Linked DNA regions of Homo sapiens: region 1 is linked to region 2. A link is an interaction called in ENCODE POLR2A ChIA-PET data of the cell type or tissue named here. Cell type or tissue: MCF 10A. All regions are shown on one strand.

Region 1 (2,500 bases), 210 kb after region 2:
CCCAGCTTCCCAACCAACTCCCACCTCAGTTCAGTGATGCACAAGAACCCCCATTCTACACCCTGGTCCTGAACATGCGGGGGAAAGATACTGACCAGCAAAGCCTGGGCCCCGAGTTGGATTGCCAGGCGCCGTGGCAAACCCATCTTCACCCCACCATCAGCCAATGCGTCCAGAGCCATGAATGCCTGTGGAGACACTCACTAAGCCCCAGGCCATAGGCACTGAAGGGCCTTTCCTTAGGTCTGCTTTCTGATGACTAGAACTAGCTCCAAGGGTCAGCATCCTGTACCAGCCAGCTGTGCCCAAGAGGTGGGCGCCACCCCCAGTCCAAGCCTGCCTGCCAGCCCATCTTGCTGCCTGGGTTCCTAGAAGGCTGAGCGAGCAAATGAGGGCCTCACATAGGCAGGCCCGCTGCCACTGAGCCCCGTGACGGCATCGATGAGGTCCTCTTCCACCTCAGTGCAGAAGCCCACGCTGCTCATGAGCTGCTCCAGGAGCTGCCCATCCTCCACCAGGGCATGGGTGCCCGTGGCGTACACTGTAGCGCCTTCCTGCACTACCACAGGTGTGTTGGTCATGCAGCGAATCACTTTGGGGGCTGGCTGGAATGCCATCAGCTTCTAGGGTGAGGGAGAGAGCCGAATGAGTGGCCAGGGCACGGCTCCCACCAGCACCCACCCATTAGCTGCCATTCGTGGGTCAACCCTCCCCTCACACAAGGGGCATCAGGGCTGAGATGGGCACCTTCTCCACAGAGCTGATGGTGACACCAGCCGCACAGGAGACCACGATGTGTCTGGCTTGCACGTCGGCCCCAATCTCATCCAGGATGAAGGGGATGATATGTGGCTTCACAGCCAGAAACAGGACGTCGCTGTGCTTCACCGTCTCCTTGTTGCTGCGTGTCAGGTTCACACCCATCTTCTGCAAGAGGAGACTCCCAGCTCACAGTGCTGGAGCAGCCTGGCTATGCCAAGGCCTCCCAGGGAGCAGCTGAACCCCTGCCAAACCGATTCTGCCAGATGCAGCCTGGAATTCTTAGCTTTATGCCCTCAGGGTTCTACCCCTACCCCAAATAATACAGTTTCCCATTGTTGCTACTGGACAAGTAAGCACAGGCTTGGAGCATGACAAGCTTCTCCATGGTAACCAGGAAGTGGCTGCCCTTCTTCCCTGCCAATCTTCTGGTATCTAAGGCACTCCTCTGCCAGGTAAGAAGGCCCTATGGTGAAAGTGGCAGGGCAAAGGGAAATGCTAATACCTGGTCGTTAAAAGCACAGCTGAGTCAGGCCCTATCCTAACCCTGGCCGCTTGTTCGTGGGGACCGCACAGTCTCCATGTGGTCCAGGGCTAGGCTGGAAGCCATCCATCCCTCTATGACTCCAAACTGAGAAGCAGGACCCTCCAGTGCTAGGGACATCAGCCCACCCTAGGCACAGACACTGCCTGTCACCTGCCTCATCAGCCATCCTCTCCCACAGAGCACAGGTTTTGGGTGAAGACTTGGAATATGTTTTTGGAGAACAGAACAACTAACTCACCAGATTCTTCCCAATATGCTCATTCACGACTCAGAATAACAGCAAAGTGGCCACTGTTGTAAATGAGGAAATAGCCTCAAAGTGGCTGAGTACTTTAAGGTCATACAACTCGTCTATTAAGAAAAATGGCTGAGCGCAGTGGCTCACCCCTGTAATCCCAGCACTTTGGGAGGCCAAGGCGGGCAGATCACTTGAGGCCAGGAGTTCGAGACCAGCCTGGCCAACAGTATTCTCTACCAAAAATACAAAAATTAGCTGCGCGTGGTGGATGCCTGTAATTCCAGCTACTCGGGAGGCTGAGGTGGGAGGCTGAGGTGGGAGGCGGAGGTTACAGTGAGCTGAGATCGCGCCACTGCACTCCAGCTTGGGCGACAGAGTAAGACCCTGTCTGAAAAAAAATTTAAAAAATGAGTATTTATTAGGTACCTACTATGTGCCAGGTGCTTTCATCACATAATCACCTCAGTTAATCCTCTACCACTCCAGTGTCTGGATCTGACCCCCAGTTATGTCTCCCTGGGTGTTCCCACCACATTGAGCTGCCCAAGAGAAGGTGGAAAGATTGTCACGTTCCTGGAGTAAAGGTCACCGCCGGCCAAAGACCAGCACTTGGGCGCAGGGGCCGGCCAGACTCACTTCATCTCAGGTCATCCTTTTCCTGGGCCTCCACCCGCTTCCCACTCCGCCCGGCTCCACCTACCCTGAGCGCGGACACCGTGGGCAGGTTCATTTCTGGGGAGCTGGCTATTATCTTGTGAGCCGACAGGATGCCTGCAGAAGACAGAGCTTTTCAACTAGGGGTCGCGGCCCAGCCCGTTACCACGCTTTCCCTGGCTCTAAAACCCAGAGCCGTCCTAACAGTGCCAGTCTCCCTCTCCCCCTCAACCCTCTACGAGGACAGAAGACGCACTTGCTGCTCAACCAGAGTCTCATCTACCCCACCGGACGCAAACTCC
Region 2 (2,500 bases):
GCTACTGAGAGGTCAAGGAAGAAAAGACTCAAGGCAGTCACTGGATCAAGCCACAGGGAGGTTTTAGTAACCTTGCTAAGACTGACTCCGAGGAGTGCTGGGTGGATGCAGAAAGGAAGGGAGGAAGACAGCGTCACAGAGACAGTGAATGCGAGCTACTCTCCAAAGACTGCAGCTGAGAAAGAAGGACAGATGGAGGGGCAGGTGAGGTCAAGGAAAGTTCTTAATTACGCTGCCATCTTTAAAAATTGAAGTAAATTGTATTTGTTTATATGGTGATGGGTAGGAGGCTATAGAAGAAAGGCTGAAGGAACAGGGAGAGTGAATAACTGATAAGAGTGGAGTTTCTGAAAAGGCAAGATACCATGGAAGGCATTGGCCTTGGACAGAAATGATAAGAATAGTAACAGCAATATTAATAATTAAAGAAAGTTTCTTGTGCCAGGCACCATGTACCTTTTCCATTATCTCTGTTTGTTTGTTTGTTTGTTTGTTTGAGACAAGGTCTTGCTCAGTTGCCCAGGCTGGAGTGCAGTGGTGCAATCATGGCTCACTGCAGCCTCGATCTCGACTCCGCCTCAAAAAAAAAAAAAAAGTGGGGGACAATCTTTAACTGAGGCCCTCACAATTGCTCCATGTCACAGAGCTAATAAATGATGCAGCTGGGGCTCGTTCCATCCTTAACAGAGGAATAAAGGGGAAGATGGACTCAGGTGCAGTAATGTTGCAGGTTTGGTGACTGTGGGCATTGTCCTCTGATTACCTCTATCTCCTGTGAAGTAGGAGGTAGGGGGGTGGTGGCGGAGGGGTCAATGGGAGGGAGAGGTTACCCAATCACCTGTAGTGAATGCTGTGACAGATGAGCAGCTGTTGAGGGCCACATCTCCAGTAGCTCCGGCAGCCAGCGGGCAGAAGAAGGAGGAGTCGGTGACACAGGACTGGGACTGGTTCTCACTTGTCTCTCCCTGTTTTTAACCTTCCAAAACTGAGGGAGGACCTGCCTTAGAGGTGTACTAGCTGGAGTGCCAATTTAGTTCCAGAAAGGAAGTGGAATCTCTGGTTACCTGCCAATGTTAATACATGTCAGAACAATAGTCCTGCTTGGGTCCTAGAAAATTGTGGTGCAACACCCATGTCATTATCGTCCTTATAATTTTTCATAGGCTTTGTAGCAACTTTGTAATTTGTGCTGAATTTCATTGACATACCAAATCTCAACAGCACAATACTTTTTAGTTCTGAAATGTTTCATTCATTCCATCTTTCATTTATTCATTCCACAAATATTTATTGAGAGTCAGGCAGTGGTGGCCAATACATCCAATGTTCCTGTCCTCACAAACCAGGAAAACACACCTATTTTAACTAGACTAGATGTGCGCCCCATGAGGTCATGGGCTTTGATTATTTTATTCACCACTTCATTCTGAGTGCCTGAAACAGTGCCTGGCATGTAAGGGATGCTCAATAAATGTTTGTTTGCAGAGGTGCATTTATCATGAAACTAAACAGAGTTTAAGCTTCATAGCCCCTCAATTGCACTGTCCTCTTTCATGGCTCTGGGAGGGGACTACTGTGTGCTCTCATGGTAATCTGTTTTTATAAAAATTTCAAAGGTAAGATACTTTAACTAGTTCTCTGTCTCTACCCTAACTTCCCCTCTACCACTTTCCGCTGATGTCAGTGACATTGGAGAGGCCATGGGCATTCTGGATATCCAGCTAAGAGGAAGTTGCATTGGGACTACATTTAGTATGGGATGTTGGGGACATATTTATGGGATGTGGGAGACGTATGTGGTATGCTGTCACTTAGGTAGATATGAAGTTATTGCTAGCTAGCAATATATAGCAATATAGCTATATCAGTACATAGGTGACGTCCAGGAATACTCCTTTACTCACTGTAAAGACCCACCTGGCATGTCATAAAGGTACAGGGTCAGATGTGATGTCACAAAATGAGCCTGTCCTGGGCTCCTGGCACTAGAAGTTTGGGGGTGGTAGAGAAACAAGGGCTTTTTTAAAAGAAGGCCTCCAAAATTGTCCAAGCTTCAGGCCCCTCAAAATGTGAATCTGCCCTTAACTGGATATGGATAAATCTAAATCAGCTCATACTTTATTTTCTCTCACATTTACAGACTACAGAGCCTAAGTCAAAGCTTGTTCTTGGACCCAGGAAATATGTCAAATCCTTCCAGTGAATGGTATGTCTTCCTAAATGACGCACTTGTGAGAACAGCTGGACCTAACTGTCTAAAGGACAGCTAGCTTCCAGCCCGATTTTCAGAGCTGATATATCAAAATCTAATTCCTTTTACAGAATAGCCAAATAAATATTTTCACTGTCAAATTCTTCACACCAAATGCTGTACAAGCAAAATCATTATACCTTAGATAATGACTGTATTATATTCGTAGATTTCTAGTGGTGTTCATTTATTCACTCACTCACTTGATAAATACACGAAGTCCTTACTACAAGTCAGGTATTGGGGGTA

Evidence for each region. Peaks named below come from ENCODE experiments on the same cell type or tissue, not always from the same donor. Only the 100,000 strongest peaks of a DNase experiment are listed, where the experiment ranks them.
Region 1: POLR2A ChIA-PET joins it to region 2 with 10 read pairs; 2 of 35 experiments call an interaction of 5 or more read pairs at or near these places.

Annotation. Positions count from the first base shown.
Region 1 is chr1:225,921,457-225,923,956 of GRCh38, forward strand. It overlaps PYCR2 (pyrroline-5-carboxylate reductase 2), which reads right to left. Exons shown (of 7, transcript NM_013328.4): 2 at 2,245-2,315; 3 at 748-927; 4 at 402-623; 5 at 96-188. It overlaps MIR6741 (microRNA 6741), which reads right to left and starts at 686; the gene lies at 624-686. RefSeq lists a silencer at 2,391-2,500. In MCF 10A, no CTCF peak of the experiment used is centred here; a DNase peak (open chromatin) is centred at 1,075.
Region 2 is chr1:225,708,363-225,710,862 of GRCh38, forward strand. LOC102723834 (a long non-coding RNA gene) reads left to right here. Exons shown (of 4, transcript XR_426933.4): 3 at 2,141-2,206. Among named protein-coding and RNA genes, the nearest start is that of ENAH, 56 kb to the left of the region's middle. RefSeq lists an enhancer at 1,912-2,500. In MCF 10A, no CTCF peak of the experiment used is centred here; a DNase peak (open chromatin) is centred at 1,019.